Linked DNA regions of Homo sapiens: regions 1, 3 and 4 are each linked to region 2. A link is an interaction called in ENCODE POLR2A ChIA-PET data of the cell type or tissue named here. Cell type or tissue: PC-9. All regions are shown on one strand. Each heading gives the region's core, and the rest is flanking DNA. Links, peaks and the distances in the headings are about the cores only.

Evidence for each region. Peaks named below come from ENCODE experiments on the same cell type or tissue, not always from the same donor. Only the 100,000 strongest peaks of a DNase experiment are listed, where the experiment ranks them.
Region 1: POLR2A ChIA-PET joins it to region 2 with 14 read pairs; 4 of 35 experiments call an interaction of 5 or more read pairs at or near these places.
Region 3: POLR2A ChIA-PET joins it to region 2 with 24 read pairs; 4 of 35 experiments call an interaction of 5 or more read pairs at or near these places.
Region 4: POLR2A ChIA-PET joins it to region 2 with 13 read pairs; 4 of 35 experiments call an interaction of 5 or more read pairs at or near these places.

What each region holds. Positions count from the first base shown.
Region 1 is chr12:52,942,927-52,948,089 of GRCh38, reverse strand. It overlaps a transcript of KRT8 not described here. Among named protein-coding and RNA genes, the nearest start is that of KRT18, 3.6 kb to the left of the region's middle. RefSeq lists silencers at 31-325, 711-1,005 and enhancers at 1,956-2,551, 3,741-4,335. In PC-9, for the core only: no CTCF peak of the experiment used is centred there; DNase peaks (open chromatin) are centred at 979, 2,019, 2,109, 3,119 and 1 weaker place; H3K4me3 peaks cover 2,982 bases; H3K27ac peaks cover 4,000 bases.
Region 2 is chr12:52,145,414-52,150,576 of GRCh38, reverse strand. No RefSeq gene overlaps it. Among named protein-coding and RNA genes, the nearest start is that of SMIM41-AS1, 30 kb to the right of the region's middle. RefSeq lists enhancers at 44-858, 2,918-3,212. In PC-9, for the core only: no CTCF peak of the experiment used is centred there; DNase peaks (open chromatin) are centred at 1,866, 2,336 and 3,016; H3K4me3 peaks cover 2,492 bases; H3K27ac peaks cover 4,000 bases.
Region 3 is chr12:52,968,026-52,973,188 of GRCh38, reverse strand. No RefSeq gene overlaps it. Among named protein-coding and RNA genes, the nearest start is that of KRT18, 21 kb to the right of the region's middle. RefSeq lists enhancers at 113-1,038, 1,039-1,966. In PC-9, for the core only: no CTCF peak of the experiment used is centred there; DNase peaks (open chromatin) are centred at 998, 1,368, 3,158 and 3,798; H3K4me3 peaks cover 2,883 bases; H3K27ac peaks cover 4,000 bases.
Region 4 is chr12:52,923,806-52,928,968 of GRCh38, reverse strand. It overlaps a transcript of KRT8 not described here. Among named protein-coding and RNA genes, the nearest start is that of KRT8, 21 kb to the right of the region's middle. In PC-9, for the core only: CTCF peaks have their summits at 1,085 and 1,285 (motif pointing right); DNase peaks (open chromatin) are centred at 1,508, 2,568 and 3,578; H3K4me3 peaks cover 2,228 bases; H3K27ac peaks cover 4,000 bases.

The DNA.
Region 1 (5,163 bases), core at 387-4,386, 800 kb before region 2:
TCCCAAGGGCCTTGCCTCAGTGGAACACTGTGATTTGGACAGGGAATGCATCCTGACTTCTGCACACCGGTATATCACCTTTCCTGCATCCTTAATTAAACAAATCCTGAGCATTTACAATTCAACCAGTATGCATTCAGCACCTACTGTGAGCCAGGCCCAGTTCTAGGAGCTGGGAGAGAAGGGCGGTGACAAAAGAGACCAAAAATCTCTCACAGAGATGATAATGTGTCCCACATCGCCGGGCACAGTGGCTCATGCCTGTAATCCAAGCACTTTGGGAGGCCGAGGCGGGTGGATCACTTGAGGTCAAGAGTTCGATGCCACTGCACTCCAGCCTAGACAACAGAGCAAGACTCTGTCTCAAAAAAAAAAAAAAAAAAAAAAAATTTGAGACCAGCCTGACCAACATGGTGACACCCCTTCTCTACTAAAAATACAAAAATTAACCAGGCACAGTGTGTGCCTGTAATCCCAGCTACTCAGGAGGCTGAGGCAGGAGAATCGCTTGAACCCAGGAGGCAGAGGTTGCAGTGAGCCAAGATCGTGCCGTCGCGCTCCAGCCTGGGCAACCAGAGCGAAACTCTGACTCAAAATAAATAAATAAATAAATAAATAAAAGTAATGTGTCCTACATCGCATGGGGCCTGAGAGGACAGGCAGGCACTCCTAGGACCATCATAGCAGCGACCCAGCCCTGGTGGCCAGTGCCCCTCCCCTCTTTTCTAGGACTTTTCTCCAAGCCAGTCCTTCCCCTGTCCCCCCTTGTAAGGGCTGTCTGGATTAGAAGCCTGGCCCCAGGGGACTGCATCCTCCAAGATGCTCTCCCCAGCCTCTGTGTGAGAAGGATGGAGGTAGGGAGGCTTTCATGCTGCCTGCCCCCTGAAGCTGAATGACCATCCCTGCTGAATGAAGTGTTGGGGGGAACCCTTAGGTGTTTGGCCTTCAAGTTTGTCAGCTCCAGCAGCTCGTTTTTCTGGCAGGGCCTGGTATGACACATTTGGCTGTGTTCTTTGCTCTGGAGTGGACCTATTGATTCTTATCGAGCTACCAGCTGAGGGGGAAGGGGAGGACAAATAGTAGGGCAGACCTGGGAGAGAAGGGACCCTGGAAAAGCCTGGCCAGTGGACCTGCCAGGTGGGAGGCAGAGCACAGATAAAGAGCCTGAGCCTGGATTGTTCCTGATCTGTCACCTAATGGTGGGGAGAGCCCCACAGTGCTCAATGGGAGCCAGCCAGGGGGCAGTCAGGGTGGAAGCTGGCCAGGGGAGGGTCGGGGCCTGCTGAAGGCTGGGAGGCAAACGGGATGCAAAATAACATACAAATGAATGCCCACTGGTTTTGCATACAAGGCTTCTGGGAGGTAAGAGGTTCCAGTCAGAGGGGTCTCTCCTGCTTTCACCTTTATATTCCCCCACTGGATTCCAGAACTGTCAAGTTGGGCAGTATTTTATAATAAAGTATGTGGAGTCAACAAGCTACGTACTGCCTTTTACTGTTATTGCTAAGCTTTAAGTCAGCCAGCCTGGATACTTTGCTAGCTGTGTAACCTTGGGGAAGTCACCTAACTCTGAACTTCAATTTCTTCACTTGTACAGGGAAAACAGTAAGACCTGTCCAGTCTATTTCCTCAGGTGGCAGTGAATGTGAGTGTAAATTGTCACTCACTCATTCATCAAACAAATACTAATTATTTGTACTGGAGCCTTCCTTCAAAGTAAGGAAGGCTTCAATATATACAGGAGGGCAGATAAAGGGGGTCAATTTAATTCGAAAGACGGGCTCAAGGGGTTTGAAGTCTGTCTCTCTGAGTCATTTAAAAACCCTGGGGCACTTTGAAATCTACCAGCAATCAAAACAGATTCTAGAATTTTTCTCCAAGCTAATTCCCAGGTCCTTGTCTGATTCCTGCCCCACCCCAACTGCTAGGAAACTTCTGGGACCTGTGGAGGTGCAGCGTGGGGGCTGGAGAGGGAGAGCTGCCAGCTAGACTTTATCTCTCCTACTGATGTCGATGGCCACATTCCTGACTTCTTGCAGCATGGGGCAAATACCGACCTCGGGCTTCCAGCACCAGCCTGCCCCTTTCCACCACTTCCAGATTCCTCTGTGGCTCAGGGCTTTTTCACTTTGTCAGAGAGCCTCTTGGAGAGCTGGGGTGAAGGTCTCGGCCTCCAGATTCCCAGCACTAGGGTTCTGGGGTGGGGGTGGGAAGCAAGGTGGAAAGGGGGATGGCGTGATTGTGAGGACAGTCCCGGGAAAGGGTGGAGCAGGAGGGGCCCTGGTGAGAAGCTCCCAGAACAGACACAAAGAGTAATGAGCCTCGGCAGGGGGGAATCCGGAAAGAGGGGAAATGGTTCTCCACCCACCATCAGTCCTGCATTCCAGCGTCCAGCAGAAGGGGAGTGGGAACCTGTGAGGCAGGTTTAACTTCAGAGTAGACTCAGAGATGACCCGATAGGGGTGGGTCAGCTCTTACTGCCCACTCCACATTCTCCCACAAAGGGCTTGAGCTGATGGCTCTGGGGAAACTAGGTGGTGGAGAGATGAGAGGATTAGGGAGGATTGGAAGGCCTGCAGTCCTTCCGCCTTTGCTTTAACATTTAGGCTGGAAATTCCTTGCTCAGCCTGGAGGAGGGAGGTGTTCGGAACAGCAACTGAGGTGTAAGGATGGGGTCTATACACAAAACAGGGAGAGACTGATTCCCATCCTCTTCTTTAAAGACTGAGGGTGACTCCAGTGTGTTGGAGACAGTGAGAAGGCCCTGTGGTGGGGTGGGCTGGAGGGAGGAAGGGATCGCCTGGGAGGCTCCCCTGGGCTCCTTTCAGCTACTCTCAGTGGAGGGTATACCCATGCAGGGGGCCCTCCCACAGGAGAAATCCCAGGGCTGCTGAGTTAAGGGTAGAGCTGTTGAGACAGAGGGAGATCTGGGGTAGAACCCAAAGGAAAAGGAATCTGGGGTGGAATGGGAATCCTCCTGCCCAGCCCTGCATCTGGCACATAGGTGGAGCTCCGTAAATACTTTAGGTTTAAGTAATTAATAAACATGGGGTGCTAGGAGAGGTCAGTGGGGGTCATCAGAAAGTGCAGTCAGGTAGACTGCAGAGAGACAAGAGGTGGGGGCAAGGGTACAAGCTTCAGAGGCAGCTGCGGAGCAGGGGGAGGATGCGGGTGGCAGCTGGGTGCAGGACCCAGTCTGATATCAAGACTTCTGGAATTTCAGCACCCTATTTGGAGTCCCTGGCACTGCCTGTGGAGGTGGGAACGGGTTCTCAGGGCTTGGGCCAGGCCCTCTTCCCCAGGGGTGGGAGAGTCGAGGAATGCCCTGACACTTAGTATCATTGCTTCGGTTGGGTTTGTGCCCTAGGGGTTATTTTCCAAGGATAAAGGAAGAGGAAGGGTCAGCGCTGAGAAGCGTGTGGCTGCCCAGAAACCTCCAGGCGCTGAAGCTCAGAGAAGTCGGGGAACCTGGCCCTTCTAGGAGCCCCTCAGCTCCCTGGCCCAGCCCCACCAGGAATGGCCTTGCCTGTGCTTATGTCCTTTGCCCATTCTGACCCTGGTGCTGTTGGCTTCTCCTCAGGTGCAACCCCAGTATCCCAATGCCATATCCCCCAGCCTATCGCCTCACTCAAATCTGCCCAGAGATTAGGGGAGGGCAAAGGGATGAATAGGGCACTTGGTGTCAAAAGACCTGGATTCGGCCAGGTGGCTCATGCCTGTAATCCCAGCACTTTGAGAGGTTGAGGTGGGAGAATCGCTTATGGCCAGGAATTTGAGACCAGCCTGGGCAGTATAACAAGACCCTGTCTCTATGAAATAATAAAATATTTCAATATTTCACAATATTCCCCACTGCTGGCTTAGTGATCTTGAGCAGCCTTTACTAGCTTGGTCTCTCCTCAGCTGTAGAATGAGAAAAATAGTAATATCCACTTAGAGAGTTTTCATGAGGACCAAATGAGATGACGTGCCTGGAAGAGCTTTGGCAGCTGAGAAGCCAGCTGACCTCCCCTCCTGTCTGCTTTGCCCCATTTGCTCCTTTTCTTCCCAGCCCCCTTGTTCTTTTGCACTTACTACTCTCCAGCCTTCTGCTCCCTGCTCACCACTATTTTTTTCCATCTAACATGGGCTCAGGGCAGGGTGGCTAAGACTGAGTCTTTGAAAAGGGGGGTGAAATGGAAGAACAGAGTGGCCAAGAACCTATCTCCAGATCATCCAGTCAGCCGGCTCTGTCTCTGTCAGCCTCTTTCCTGGCCTAGGCTGGGCAGGTTCTGCCAGCAGTGTTTAGGGAACTATCCTGTGAGCAGCTAGGAGAGCAGGGCTGGAGCTTGGGAGAGGCATGGGGCAGGAGGTATGGATGCCAGGGTCACAGCTAACCTGCGGGGCCTTTACACAAATTGCAGAGAGGGAGCCTCTTCCTTGTTTCCTGGCAGGGTGTGCCTGTACACTGAACACCCTGCACGGCCACGTGCAACGGGCCCACCTGGAGCATCCCCCTCAAGGATTTGGGTGAAACCCAGTTGTGGGTGAGGTGGCCTAAGGGAAAGGATCAGGGAAAAGAAGGAGCAGAGTCAGCACAGAGGGACTTGAGGCAAGAAGAAGAGGAAGAGACAGAGGGAGAAGAGGAGAAAGAGGAGAAGGCCTAGATCTCTAAGTTCCCAGGAAGAGACCAGGAGAGAGGACGTCATGAAAGCCAAGAAGAATGAGGTTCAAGGAAGGGGGGCCCACAGGGCCAGGTGCACAAAAGGATCAGGGAGGCTGAGGACAAAAAGAGCACTTTCAGTAGAGCGATGGAGCCTGGAGCCGGGGTGTGGACTGAGAGGGAGGAGAGAGAGGACCAAGTGGAGGCAAAATGTAGACTTTTCTTTCAAGCAGTTTATCAGCGACGGACAGGAGAAATCGGGAGGCCAAGCGGTTGTTAGGTCGCAGAACTGATGGACGGTTGCCTTAGGATGAGACAGTTTAGTAAAGCTGATCAGTAATTAAACAAGCAATAGCACTAAAGTGTGGTTGGTGCTATGCCTGGGTGAGTCCAGGGAACAATGGAAGCCCAAATCAGTAAACACTAATCCTGCTTGAGATTCTGGGGGAGTGGAGTGACATTTAAGCTGCAACCTGAAAAGTGATATCCTAGTAGGTGGCAGAGCTGGGATGTGTTGTGTG
Region 2 (5,163 bases), core at 694-4,693:
CACTGTCGAAGGCACTGGGGACACAGGCTGGCAGGGGACACAGAGAGGATGCGGGGACCGACTAAGATGCAGAATCAAGGCTAGACGGGGGGGAGCAGCAGGCAGTGCTTCCTGGAGAGGAGAGCGTGCGTGAGGTGTGGAAAGCCAGGACAAGCCAGTGGAAGGAGAACAGAGGGCATCCCCAGTGGGGGCTCAGCAAGGAGCCTCACTTTGCCCAAAACCCACAGATAGGGACAAACAGGAGAGAACTAGGGCCCCTGTGGCTCTGACCTCCAACTTACTGTGGCCTGAGCACTGGGCAGTCTGCTCCCTCCAGAGGACAGGGCAAGAAGAGAAGGGGCTTGAAACACAGCAGGAGAGACTGGAGCCAGGCAACAGGGAGAACTTCCTGCTAGGACTTCCTGGATTCCAAACTGGCATGATACTGGGGGATTCCCTGAGCCCCAGGGCTTTCAGGAGGGGGTGCAGCCACAGGAACTTGGAATTGAAGGGCCCTTTGTGCACTTGGCCAGGGGAGCGCAAAAAGCCTCTGAGGGCCACTCCATGCAGGGGAGGCTGGGAACGGGAGAGGGCAGCTGTGCATGGCGGCCATGGTCAAGTGTCTTGCCTTGTTTTCTTCGCACAGCAGAAGTTGCCTTGTCAGTCCTCCTGCAAAACCTCTGTGCAATTGCTATGCTAGGAATGGGAAAGCCAGAAGGCTCCACGGGACAGAGGCAGAGGGAAGGAAGGCCCACAGCAGGGATCCTCCATGAGGTGGAGGCTTGGAACCTGCCCCAACCCTGTGTCCCCTGGCTGGGCCAGAAAGACATGGAATAGGGAGAGCAGGCAGCCTCTGGCCAGGACAGGGGGCAGGAGGAGGGGGCAGGATCCTGGGCTCTAGGCCAATCTGGACTCCACAGTGGGAGGCTGGTCTAGACATTATCCAAGGACGCCCCCAGCTCCAATCTTTCCAGGACCGACAGAGACAAGACAGGCTCCCTTCCTTTACTGTCCTTTCCAGGGCAGAGAGCACCAGCCATGCTGTGAAGCCTCATTTGCCAAAGTGTCCTGTAGATAAGAGTCAAACCGGATAATGCTTAAAAGACACTTTGGAAATGTGGAGTCAGGACTTTTATCTCCAAAGCCAAGTTCCAACGGGCAACAGAAGATGCAAAACACATTGTACCTAAGGCCTGGCCTGGGGGCTTTGGGGACGGTCGGCTTCTAGTTGACAGCTGGAAATGGAGGCATTTCTGGCAGAGAAACAGGTCTAAGGAGGCAGCGCCAGCTTCCTCAGGTCCTGTCTCTACAAGGCCCCATTGCTGTAACTAGCCAAGCCAAGCAGGCTGCCCTGCCTGGAAAACTGACTGACCTGCCCTGGACCCCTGCTTCCCTGGAACAGAGATGGGGAGCCCCATAGGCAAGCTCTGGGTTTGGAGCAAGGGGGCTGAGACTACGCCCTTGGAGACGGGTGCACCCTGGGCCCGTGTTTGTAAGTGGAGGGACACCCAATGGGGTTAAGAAGCCTCAGGAGAATTCAAGGCCCCTTGCACACCCGCTGATTGTATAGAAGAGAAAGTTCAGGCTTAGGAAGGAGGGGTCACCTGGCCAAGGTCACACAGCCCCCAAGCTGACACTCGTGAGGCTGCCTCTTCTGCCTCCCAGGTGGGAGGGCCAGGCTTCCCCATGCCAGGTGCCCCCACCCAAGTCTGGGGCAGGACGGCCGGAGCTCCATGGGGTGAGGGGGTGTGGGGTTGCTGGGCTCGGGCCAGGACTGAGATGCCACAGAAGCTGGTGTTCTGCCAGGGCGGGGCAGGCAGGCCTGGGGGCAGAGGCGGGCCTGGCCTCTCCCCACCTGGCAGAAGGCATTTCTTACCTAATAAGGTGCTTTATTCTCTGCCTCAAACAGCTTCTGACAAAGCAGGGTGGTGCAGGGGGTGGGGCCAGCTCCTGGGGCCACACCCCGCCCGCTCACCCCACTGCACCAGGCTAGGCCTTTCTGGGGGCAGCAGGGTCTGTAGCAGACCCTGGTCTACCTGAGAAAAGCAGGCGAGCTCCAGCTGGCCTCCGAGAACCCAAGCCTGGCCTAGGATGCAGGGCCCCTGTGTGCCCATCCTCACCCTTGTGGGAGGGGGCTGTCCACATGCAGTTCAGGGCCCAGGTTCCCCGAACCTGCACTGCTTTCCCCCAACACCCGGTATAAGCCAAGCTGCCTCTCCTGCCCCATCCCACACACACAGATATGCACACACTTCCTGCGCTGTCCCTGGGGGCAGTGAGGCCTGGATCCCCCAAGTAGGGAGGTCCCCCAGGACCTCCCACTGTTAGCCCAGAGAAAGCAGGTCAGGGCCGCTCCAGGGAGTCCAGCAGAGCCCTGTGTCTTCATCCTCAGAGGCAGTGGAGGGGCCTGGGCGCCAGGCCCCATGCCTGGGAGGGACAGTGACACAACTCCCCATGGGAAGATCTGGCCCCAGGCCCTGTGGGCCCCTGCCTGACTGAGCGAGGGGTGGTGTCGAGGGGGTCCTAGTGGTGAGCTGGACTGAAGTGGAGGAAGGGCCGGGACCAGGCCACACAGAGCACCTGAGGAGGAGCGTCCCAGTGGGACACATGCTAGTCGGGTGACTCTGGACAACTATTAGCAACCCCGGTGTCCGCATCTGTAAAGTGGGAACAATGCACCTTCCTCTCAGAACTGTTTCAAGGATCCAGTGGGTGCACAGTTTGGACAGATGGCACATGGTCACCTGCATATGCCCTTTATCAGGCAGCGGGGGAAGGCTCTGTGTGCCCCTCAGGGTCTCCAGCTGTGCCTGCAGGTCCCCCTCCAGGCCCTAACCAGGGAGTAACCACGAAGAGAAGGAAGGCCTTCTCAGCAAACAGCTGAGTTTGCTCCAGGAGCACAGGGCCCTTAGTCACCAAGGAGCTTCTTGGGAATGTCTCACAGCACCACCGAGGGAAAGGCACCAGTGACGGCACCCACACCAGGGGGGCCCTCCGCTCTCAGGGCGCCGTGTCCTGAGCTCCAGTGTGTGGATCTCTGTGAGTGTGGCGGTGTATGGCTCTGGTGTCCCGCCAGCAGCTCGGCCACACCCGGGTGACTCAGGGCTGCAGCACGCACCCTACCCGGCCAGTGGGAGAACAAAGCCGCCAGCTCAGGGCCTGGGCATCCAGCCTGAGTCACATACAGGCACACCCAGCCCAGCCAGGAGCCCCCACCCCTCCGGACCCACCCCAGCCCAGGGCTCAGGAGCTCCCCCAATCCCTGCCACAGTGAGGAAACCGAAGTAGCCCCTCACACTGACTGGACTTGCCCAGGTGCGACCGGCTGAGATGAGGAGCTGGGCCCAAGGAAGCCTGGAGGTCTCGCTGAGACCAGGAGCAGAAGCCCACAACCAGGCCCCCGACTCCAGCTCAGTGCAGTAGCAGGGGACAGGCCCTGGCACAGGGAGCATCAGGCCTGAGGCCCAGGAGCCCAGCTTCCCCATGGGGCTGGACTCAGAGGGAAACCAAGGCAGAAGGAGAGGACCTCAGTGAGAGCCATGGGCCTGGCTCAGTCTGGGTTGAGGACACACTGTGGACACAGCCCTGACTCCCTGCCCCTCCGTCACTCTCAAATGTGGAGGAATCATGACAAGGTGAGACGGCCAGGCCTTCAGGTGACCGCTCTGCTTAAGACAATGAGGAGCAGCCCAGCCTCCCCGCCTAGACCTGGGAGTGAGGTTTGTGAGGAAAGGGGCCAGGGCTTGCTCTGCTAAGTGCGCCAACACCACCAGCGGCTCAAAGAAGGTGCTAAGGTTCCCAGACAAGGACCCAGAGTGAGGCCGAGGCAGGAGGGCAGGCAGCAGGCAGGGGTGGGGACCCTGGATTCCCCGGCAGGGGGGAACCCCAAACCCCAGGCCCTTTCCAGTGTGAAATGGGGGCCCCTGCTTCAGCTGATACTCCATCCCTGGAGAGTCTGGGGCTCCACTGCAGGATGCCACCTCCTGGAGCCCTGGTCCAAACCCAAAGGGTGGTGGGGTCTGGCCACCAGCTGGGTCTCCAACCAAGGCCATAGCTGAGAGCAACCCTGCAAAAAGGGAGAAAAAGCCCATCAGGGACACCACAGGGCAGAACGAGCAGATCCTCGGACACTCTCAGCAGGCCCCACGCACCTGATCCTACCCCAGAAGCCCTCGCCCTGACCCAGCCTCACCCAACCCCGAGCTGTGCCCGGTGCTAACTGCAAATGGCCCTCACCCTCAGCCCTGAATCCATCCCTTCATCTGACATGGTACTAATCCCAACCCTAACCCCAAATTTGAACTGTGCCCCAAACTCTACTTGCTTCTCTGTGCTCAAGCCCTACTCCATCCTCACAACCCAGCCCTAAACCAATCCCATCCTAAACCCCAGCTCTGACCCTCACCCCTCTCAGATCATCTGTGTGCCCAAAATTCCATTGTCAGCCCAACCACTGCTCCAAAACCTAACCAGCCCTCCAAGCCTTGCCTTCCCAGGCCCTTTCTAATCCTCCTCCCTATTCTATAGCCCAGGAGCACCGCACACCTCTATCGTCTCCAGTAACCCTCCGCTAAGCCCCCCAGCATCCACACTGCCCACAAACCCCACTTGTGCTCAGACTGCCCACACTGCGCCCACACTGGCCCCCTGTCCAGCCATCAGGAGCCTCTGCTGCACCCGACTGTGCACGCCCAGGCTGGGAGCTGACACAGAGGGACAGGGGCTGGGGACATGACGTGTTCCCCACTAAGAACAGCAGACGCCCTCCCAGCACCAGTGGCTTTATGGCAAGACTTGTAGGGGGTCATTCAGACTCAGGCCTCAGCCTGCCTGCCCTGCGGAGGTGGGGGATGGGTCAGAGCAGGCACTTCCGTGCCTTCCCAGCTCAGGGCCCCACTGCACACAGCCCCAAGCCCACTCCTCTCCCCCAGGCCCTGGGAATGCGCACCTTAGGGGAGGGAGTCAAACCCAGGCCCCTGGCATGGGTTCCAATACGCCCAGGGGACTCATCTTCCCCCTCACCCCACACCCCTCGATCCTGCCCCGCCCCCAGAGCACCCCAGTCCCTGCCCTACTCTAAAGGCCCAGCAGGCTGAAATGGAGACCCCCCACTCTCCTAGCCAGACTGGGGCCGGCAGTGGGTGGGGGCGGTGGTGCAGGACCCCTGGCTGGCCTCCCTCGCCT
Region 3 (5,163 bases), core at 797-4,796, 820 kb before region 2:
CTCTCTACCTAATTTACAAACCCCAGGCTGCTGCACTGGGATGAGGAGGAGGCGGCCTCCTGAGTGCAGGAGAGCACCTCAGAAAGTCCTTCATCTCAGCAAGCCTGCCTCCTTTGGCTTCCACGCTTCTGTCTGGTTGTACCCCTGGGAATCACAGAGAGTAGGTATAATTTATCTTCTCCTAAATGACAGACCTTCCGATATTTGGCATCATGGAAGGGAGGCCAGGTTCAGTGGCTCACGCCTGTAATCCCAGCATTTTGAGAAGCCAAGGCAGGAGGATCGCTTGAGCTCAAGAGTTTGAGATCAGCCTGGGTAACATGGTGAGACCTCGTCTCTACTAAAAATAAAAAAAAATTTAGCTGGGCATGGTGGTGCGTGTCTGTAGTCCCAGCTATTTGGGAAGTTGAAGCAGGAGATTGCATGGTGGTGCATGTCTGTAGTCCCAGCTATTTGGGAAGTTGAAGCAGGAGATTGCTTGAGCGTGGGAGGTCAAGGTTACAGTGAGCCGTGATCAAACAAGACTCTGTCTCAAAAAAAAAAAAAAAAAAAAAAAAAAAAGGTGCCGGGCGCAGTGGCTCACCCCTGTAATCCCAGCACTTTGGGAGGCCGAGGCGGGTGGATCACCTGAGGTCAGGAGTTTGAGACTAACCTGACCAACATGGAGAAACCCCGTCTCTACTAAAAATACAAAAATTAACTGGGCATGGTGGTGTGCGCCTGTAATCCCAGCTACTTGGGAGGCTGAGGCAGGAGAATCACTTGAACCCAGGAGGCAGAGGTTTCGGTGAGCCTAGATTGCGCCACTGCACTCCAGCCTGGGCAACAACAGCGAAACTCTGTCTCAAAAAAAAAGAAAGAAAGAAAGAAAGAAAGAAAATGGAAGGAATCTTAGAGGAGATCTAAGGCTAAATCTATATTTTGCTGATGAGGAAAACTGAGCCCAGAGAAGAAGAACCTTGTGAAAGTCACCGAAATGAGTCAGCCTGACCTAACCCAGGGCTCCTGACGCCCCAGGCAGCATTCTTTCCTCCCAAGCTTCTTTTCTCCAGGCCAAACTCTCTTCTGAAATCTCACTTTAATCTGCTCAGTTCAATTTTGCTTTTAATTATTTGTGTACTTTCTGTCTGTCCTTAACACGGTAATTTATACATTGTCTTGCCCACAGGGGTCTACCATGGTACAAGGTGGTCAAGAAACACTGAATAAAGGAACAATCAAAGTAGCCCACCCCCACTGAGTTCCTTAAGTATGCTGCATGCCTTAGTTCCTTTCGTCCCCACCCAGGGCTCCCAGGTGGGTTCCTCGCAATGATGAAGAAACCCAGGTGGGGAGATAAGTTGTTGCTCAAGCTCTGGCTGATGGAAGAGGTGGAGTCATCCTGGTGAGCAGCAGGCACACCCTGGGCTGCTGCGTGGTTGTGAAAGCCTAGAAACACTGCGCTTGTGCACCAGCTGGCGAAGAGGCACTGCCCTGAGCTATCCAAGTCCCCTACCCTGCCTTGTCTTCCTGGGACCCTCCCACCATCAGCTCTAAGGCCCTGTCTGTTCTGCCTGGCAGGGGCCTGTGCATCTCTTGGGGGAGTAGGCATTTCAGCTTGGAATTCTTTCACTCTAAACTTGGGCTTATGCTGCAGGCCCACAATCACTTAACCTAACCTGTAGGTCCAGATGACTCTCAGGATTCAGAATCTTTCAGATTTTACAAAGGAAATGTGGTACATAAAATGTATACTAAGGAAAACCACAGTGGGGAGGGGGGGATCTGTGGCACGTGTAATCATGGACTCAGTCTTATTAATATTGCTGCAGTGAAATGTATGAATATTCACACTAAATGGAATATATAAAAAGTATAAATAGGCTGAGCGCGGTGGCTCACGCCTGTAATCCCAGCACTTTGGGAGGCCCAGGTGGGCGGATCACCTAAGGTCGGGAGTTCAAGAGCAGCCTGACCAACATGGAGAAACCCCATCTCTACTAAAAATGCAAAATTAGCTAGGCACAGTGGTGCATGCCTGTAATCCCAGCTACTTGGGAGGCTGAGGCAGGAGAATTGCTTGAACCCAGGAGGCGGAGGTTGCGGTGAGCCGAGATCGTGCCATTGCGCTCCAGCCTGGGCAACAAGAACGAAACTTCGTCTCAAAAAAAAAAAAAAAAAAAAAAGTATAAATAACTTCATGTTAGGTTTTGCATGTGAGTTATGAAGAATTTTTGGTTTTCAGAGTTTTTTGGGGTTTGAAAGTATTAGATAAGGAATTGAACAATACTATAGAGCCTTTTAAGGGTGATTTTGTATTACTTGATAGGAGCTTGAAGAAGCCAGAGAACTTGTGTTGAAGGGCTGGGTTAGGGTGACAGAGGCCTGAAAGTGGTGGCAGATGAGTGACAGCTCCAGGGAACCCCAAGAAGGCTTTGATTTGACCACGGCTGTGACCATCCGGTCAACAGAAGTATGCCATAGTCCTGAGGTGCTCCTTGTGGCTGGGTCTGGTGCTAGACAGGGCTAAAGGCAGCACCAAAGTGGGCAGTAGGCCTTTGAGACCCCGACTGGACAGAGCCACACTCTTCAGGCAGGATGCTGTCTCCTTATCTAGGCTTGGGGTCTTGGGGCAGCCGGAGGGTTGGCATCCTTGATTATAGCCACAGGGATGAGACCTTTTTGTTTTGTGCTTTGGCTCAGCTCAGCCCCACTGCATGCCTGGCTGCTCCCACCAGCTCAAGATTATCTCTCTGGTGACGTGCTGCCTGGGGCTTGGCATGTACCCACCCCTGCGATCTTGCCCCTGCTGCAGCCAAGAGCAAAGTTTCAGTCTCTGGGACCCCAGCCAGACAACTCAAGGAGAGCCAATGAACTTGTATTTATGCAGTACCTACTAGCTGCCAGGCATGCAGCCAAGCCTTGGGGACTTTGTTCTCATTATTTTCTCACCTTTCCCACTGCACAAGTCTTAGCATCTCTCAGGTTTCACTTCTGCCACAAATCATGGCCATCATCCTCCCCGTGAACACCTGCAGCATTTACTGCCATGACATTCCTTGGCTTTGAATTAACCTCGTGACCTTTCTTGTATCTTTATGTTCTTAGGGCCGAACCTGAGGGTGGGGACCTGGGTCTAAGCTGTCCCACTGGTGGGCACCTTCCCTTCCTTTCCTGAACATTTTTGGAATGTAGGAGTGACCCCAGAGGAGGATTACAAAGCCCTTCTTCAAAGGAGAGGTTGAAAGTGGTGCCCGGGTTCTATAAACATTTGCACTGAGCATTCCTAAATGACAGGGAGATTTATAGTTTGAGTGCCTTCCCATTACGAAGACTGTTTAAGTGACTTGGGAAAGTTTCTTTAAAAAGAAAAAAAAATGGAGCAGATTAAGATGAGATTTTATTTTTCTTTTTTTCCTTAAAAAGAAAAAAAGGCTAGGCGAGGTGGCTCATGTCTGTAATCCAAAGGCTAGGTGAGGTGGCTCATGTCTGTAATCCCAGAACTTTGGGAGGCCGAGGTAGGTGGATCATTTGAGGTCAGGCGTTTGAGACCAGCTTGGCCAACGTGGTGAAATCCTTGTCTCTACTAAAAATACGAAAATTAGCTGGGCGTGGTGGTGCACACCTGTAATCCCAGCTACTGGAGAGGCTGAGGCGGGAGAATCGCTTGAATCTGGGAGGTGGAGGTTGCAGTGAGCTGAGAAGCCGAGACCACGCCACTACACTCCAGCCTGGGTGACAGAGTAAGACTCCGTCTCAAAAAAAAAAAAAAAAACAAATTCTTCCTGGGCTTTCTTAAAGCTGGGGTGTGTGTGAAGCGAAGCTGAGGAAGTTCAATTGTTCTCCCACTAAGTTCTCTTTCCTGGAACAAAGAGGACCTGCAAAGAGAGTGAGAGGACTGCTGGCATCTTGAAATATTCTTCTACTCTCCTTTGTCCTCTTTTCCTTGGGTGAGGCATGCAGAGACTCCTCTTGGTTTGTTATTTGCTCATTTATTTGTTCATTCATTTGCTTATTCATTCAAAAGCTAGTAAGAGAAGATTGTTAAATTTGAAAATTTTGCTTCCCAGAATTAAACCATTTTAAATCAACCATGACAGCAGTATTTATACCTTGGATATTGGCAAATGCTATAGGTTATTAAATAAAATAAAATAACATTTTATTTACAATTTAATAAAAATTACAATTTCAAATTTTTGTCTTTAAAAAAGAAAATAACAACCTGCTGTTTATGTGTTGGAATTGTGTTATGTATCAGGGCATAAGAGTGAACAAGATAGTCCAGTCTCTGCTCAAAGGGAGCTTACAGTCTGGTGCTGCACTGTCCTGTCCAATCTGGTAGCCATTAGCTACTAGCTACTGCTGTGGTTATTAATTTATTTTTTAAAGTTTTTAATTTTGGCTGAGTCTGGTGGCTCATGCCTGTAATCCCAGCGCTTTGGGAGGCCGAGGCAGGTGGATCACCTGAGGTTAGGAGTTCGAGACCAGTCTGGCCAACATGGCGAAACCCCGTCTCTACTCCAAATCCAAAAAAAAAAAAAAAAAAAAAAAATTAGCCAGGTGTGGTGGTGGGCGCCTGTAATCCCAACTACTCGGAAGACTGAGGCAGGAGAATCACTTGAACCTGGGAGGCGGAGGTTGCAGTGAGCCGAGATTGAGCCAGTGCACTCCAGCCTGGGCAACAAGAGTGAAACTCTGTCTCAAAAAAAAAAAAGTTTTTAATTTTTGTGGGTACCCAGTATGTGTATCTATTTTAGGGTACACGAGATATTTTGATACAGGCATACAATGCATAATAATCTCATCAGGGCATCCATCACTTCAAGCATTTATCCTTTATGTTACAAACAATCCAATTATACTCTTTTAGTTATTTTTAAATGTACAATAATTTATTTTTTTTGAGACGGAGTCTTGCTCCATTGCCCAGGCTGGAGTGCAATGGCATGATCTTGGCTCACTGCAACCTCTGCCTCTCGGGTTCAAGCAATTCCCCTGCCTCAGCCTCCCGAGTAGCTGGGATTACAGGCATGCACCACCATGCCTGGCTAATTTTTGTATTTTTAGTAGAGACGGGGTTTTACCATGTTGGTCAGGCACGTCTTGAACTCCTGTCCTTGTGATCTGCCCGCCTCAGCCTTCCAAAGTGCTGGGATTACAGGCATGAGCCACTGCACCCAG
Region 4 (5,163 bases), core at 535-4,534, 780 kb before region 2:
AGAGGGCTGTAGTGGGTGTGGGACATGGGTCAAGGATGATTCCCTTTCTATTTTTGTTTTTTGAGTTGGAGTTTCACTCTTGTTGCCCAGGCTGGAGTGCAATGGCACGATCTTGTCTCACTGCAACCTCCACCTCCCGGGGTCAAGCGATTCTCTCGCTTCAGCCTCCTAAGTAGCTAGGATTACAGGCACCTGCCACCACGCCCAGCTAATTTTTTGTATTTTTAGTAGAGATGGGGTTTCACTATGTTAGCCAGGCTGGTCTCGAACTCCTGACGTCAGGTGATCCACACACCTCGGACTCCCAAAGTGCTGGGATTACAGGCGTGAGCCACTGTGCCCAGCCCCTTTCTTTCTTTTTTTAAAGGAAGAAGTGACATGAGCATGACTACAAGTAGAGGGGAATAAAATTCAGCCTGGGATGGGGGTGGGAGGAGTATGGCAAGGGAGAGATACTATTTGATGAGACAAGGTTCTGTGTGTGAAGGGAGGGGTGTGTGGATCAGAGCACTGGTGGAGGTCTGGCCCTGGGCAGAGGAAGTGCCATCTCCACCTCCAAGGGGAGGTAAGGGTGGGAATGGACATGCATAATGGTAGGGGCATTGTTAAGGATGGTGGTGGTGCACTGGGGGCTCCTTGGGACACCAAGATTCTTGTGACTAGCAGAAGAGAAGGAGTGATGGTGTCATCTGTGACTCCAGCCACATTGCTTTGGGCTCTCAGAGGAGACACACTCTTCTGCTCTGAAGCCTTTGCTGTCTTTTCCTTAGCCTGAGACATCCTCCTTCAGGAAGCCTTCCCAGACTGACACCTCCAATCTACTCACTTCCCAGCAGCAGACTCAGTTCTCCATGCCTTCTTTTCCCCAGCACAAAGGCCAAGAGCGCTCCCTGTTTTTGTTTTTGTTTTTGAGACAGAGTCTTGCTTTTGTTGCCCAGCCTGGAGTGCAATGGTGCAATCTTGGCTCACTGCAACCTGCGCCTCCCGCCTCTCAAGCGATTCTCCTTGATTACAGGTGCCTGCCACCAAGCCTGGCTAATTTTTGTATTTTTAGTAGAGACAGGGTTTCACCATGTTGGCCAGGCTGATTTCGAACTCCTGACCTCAGGTGATACACCTGTTTTGGCCTCCCAAAGTGCTGGGATTACGGGAGTGAGCCATCGCGCCTGGCTGAGCACTCCCTGTTCTAGAGGCTGTCTGTCTCTGGTTGCAGTTGAGAAGACACATGGAGGGACTGGGAGAGGACAAGAACATGTGTGTCTGTAAAGCAGGTGGCTTCCCCCTCAGGACTGCCCATCCCCAGATTTCAGGCTCGGCTCTGCCCACAAGGGGGTGCTCAGTCAGAGAAGGCCTGGCTGGCATGGTGTGGACAGTGGCCCAGTTGGCAGGCAGGCAGCAGGGCCCTCGCGACTCCACCCCTGGCCAGGACCTTTGCTCCCAGCCCTGATGGCTCTGGCCTTGTTGCCATGGCCACCCCTTAGTTTGGGACAAACAGAGCTCTTCCTCCTCCTGTTCAGCCTCCTAACACCCAAGTGTCTCCCTAGGGACAGGCAGGAATTCCAAGTGTCCAGGCTCCCCACCCTTTCCCCAGGGGAGGCCCAAGGGTGGTGAGTCACTGAATCTGGGCCCCTCTTCACCCTCTCACTGTTCTCTGGCTTGTCCTGCTGCTCCCTTGGGCCCACCTATTTCCTGCTGGAGTTGGGGAGGGGTGGAGAGAAGGACTGGAACTCTCCTGGGTCTATCAAACTGAGTGGTGGTGAAGGTGAAGGGGTCTTCCTGTCCTGAATCTCCTCCCTGGGGTGTGTCCAGGCTGTGGACACCCTTCTGAGGCTTAGCTCCCATCTCTGGTATCCATGAAACAATCACAGCTTCTTTCCTCCCTTGGGGGGAATCCTTGGGGTCCAGGGTAAGGGACAGAAGATAGGAAAAAAGCAATGTGGGAGAGAGGAGATAGGGTCAGAGTAGAGAAGAGGACTCATGGGATAGAATTGAATCATTCATTCATTCATTCATTCATTCATTCATTCATTCAGTGAATCAAACAAGTTCCTGTGCTGGGTGTGGAGGGAAGCAGAAACATGTATAAGACACGCCCCTACTTTTGAGGAAGATGCCTTGGCGCTGATGTGCGGGCCCTGGACTTAGGGTACAGGACTCCGGTTTGAGCTCTGACTACTACTTGCTGGGCACATTACTTCTTAGAGCCTTGGATTCCTCATCTGTAAATAAGGATAAGAAGACTGAACTCCCAAGGTCCTTGTGAGGGTCAAATGAGACAAATATGGAAAATGCCTCATTAATAGTGGATGTTCAGTGCATGCTAAATGACTGTGGATCAGGTTTACAATCAGGGAGGGGAGCTCAGACATGCCCACAGCAAGTGTAACCCAGCCCAGGGGTGTAACAAAGCCCTATTCTTGGGGTCTCTATAGGAGTGGCCACTTCCGGCAGAGGTGACTGGGGCAGGCTTTGTGGGGAGGTGCCTGATGCATGATTTTCATTCAGCAAATGTTTGCGGAATGAATGGGGTGAGCTGGAGCCAGGACCTGCAGGAAGGGTAAGGTTTCAACAGGTGCAGGTGACAAGGAGGTGCTTCAGGAGAGGAGGGCACAGTCCTGGGGGTGGGGTGGGGAGGGCAGCTAGTGCCAGGTGGGGAAGGCTAAGCCTCAGCCACCAGATGAGGAATTTGACCTTTATTCTGAAGGCAACGGGAAGCTCTGGGCTAGGGAGTGACAGGATCAAAGCAGTGTTTGTAGAAGATCAGTCTGGCTGGGCACTGGAGAGGATACCTGAGCGAGCAGGAGAGGTGGTGGGGGGCGGGGGGCAGGGACACACCAGGCAGAGGGACAGTGTGTACATGTCTAGAAGTCTCAGGACAGGCAATTATGTCACCCCCTTCCACTCTGCAGAGGGGGCCTCTCGCACCAGCCTGTCTCCAGGGCAGGTCTCACCAGCCTGCTAGGAGGGAGCTTGAAAGGGAGGTGGGGAATTTCTCAGGGACACAGAGAACATGAGAACACTGCCTCCTTTCTCCTCCTTCCTCCCCTACCTGGGGCCCAGCTCAGAGTAATGGGCCCTGAGGGGGAGAGAAACGCAGCCCTGGAACTGGAACCTGGGTCCCTTTGTTGGTAGGCTCCACCTCCTGTCCTCTAAGATAGAGGGCTGGAAGAGACAAAGAAACTATTAGGCCCCATTAAGAACTGTGCATAAACCCTAGAACTCAGGAACAGAGGGATAATTGAGGTGATAGTATTGCCCAGCCCTGGAGCCCAACTTTCCTTGAAGGGGAAATTTCTGGCCTGGGGCTGGCTGGTAGGAATCTAAAGCCTTAGCCTTTGTGGAGATGAATCATCCTAATCTATCTCTTTGACCCCACCTCCGCCAAAGAGATCCCTTTTGCTCCAATCTCATTCCTGAATGTGCCACACTTCAGGTATCAATGGGGCAAGGCCAGGATGACGGAGGGGGATACCTGCAGGGGAAGAGGTGTTGAGCAGGTTTCTGAAAATGGTGACCATTTCAGACCCTAAATGGCGCCATTCATACCTAAGTGCTGAGTGGTCTCACAGTTTTAGGTATGCTTCGGGGCCCACAGTCTCTCCCAGCCTCCAGCCCTGACTCAGCCTGAGCCCCTGGGAGCCAGAGATAGCTATCCCAGCTATTCAGAGGAAGGAGATAAGGTTTATGGCTCTGGACAGGCTCACCCTGGGGAGACTGTGCATACACACCTCCTCCAGCTGCATTCCTCCCGGTCCTGACCTTGTCTTACTCAGTCTTTTCCTGGAATTACTACAGGAAATAGTGAGCTGTCTGAACGCACCATTTTCAGAAAACTGCCTAGCACCTCCTCCCCTGAAGGTATCCCCTCAATCATCCCGGCCTTGCCCCATTGAGGTCTATACAACATCTTTTTCTTGGCTTCTGGGCAGGCCTGATCCCATCTAGGACCAGTGAGAAGGGGGCCCAGCCCTGTTCCTTTTCCACAGACGCATCCTCCCCATTCCTGGTCACTCATTTCTGCTCCAATGACTCCTTGAATTAGTAAGTCCTTCCTTCAGTCTACCCTTTCACTCCCTTTCGGTGCTTAGTTAAGGAGAGGATGCTCCTCTGTGCGTTGGCTGTTGCCGCAGACCACAGAGTACAGCTGAGGGTCCACTTCACTCCAGGAGCCCTTTAGCTGAGGGGAGGAAGGCAAAAGACAGAAGGAACGGTGAATTCTTAGAGAAGAGTGCATGGTCTTTTCCCATCACAGTAGTGTCCTATACAGTAGTGTCCTATACAAGCAATTATCTTTACAAATTACAATTATCTTTACAATTATCTTTACAAACATTATCATCATATAATTTATTTTATTTTTAAATTTTTATTTATTTTTTTGAGACAGGGTCTGGCTCTGTCGCCCAAGCTGGAATGCAGTGGCCTGTCATAGTTCACTGCAGCCTCAATCTAATTTATTTTACATATGAGAGAACAAAAGCTGAGAGCCCAAATCAAGTATGATTTTTTTTTTTTTTTTTGAGACGGAGTCTCCCTCTGTCGCCCAGGCTGGAGTGCAGTGGCGCAATCTCAGCTCACTGCAAGCTCCGCCTCCCGGGTTCATGCCATTCTCCTGCCTCAGCCTCCCTAGTAGCTGGGACTACAGACGCCCGCCACCATGCCCGCCTAATTTTTTTGTATTTTTAGTAGAGACAGGGTTTCACCGTGTTAGCCAGGATGGTCTCGATTTCCTGACCTTGTGATCTGTCTGCCTCAGCCTCCCAAAGTGCCGGGATTACAGGCATGAGCCACTGCGCCTGGCCTAATGTATGATTTTAAGTATAATGCTTTTGGCCGGGTGTGGTGGGTGGCTCACAACTCGGCTCATGCTGAGGCAGGCGGATCACCTGAGGTCAGGAGTTTGAGGCCAGCCTGGCCAACATGGTAAAACCCCGTCTCTACTGAAAAAATACGAAAATTAGCCAGGCGTGGTGGCGGGCGCCTGTAATCCCAGCTACTCGGGAGGCTGAGGCAGGAGAATCGCTTGAACCCGGGAGGCGGAGGTTGCAGCGAGCAGTGATCATGCCACTGCACTCCAGCCTGGGCGAGAGCGAGGCTCCGTCTCGAAAAAAAAAATATATAATGCTTTTCTCACTACACTGCAAGCACTTTAGGCAATTCAAA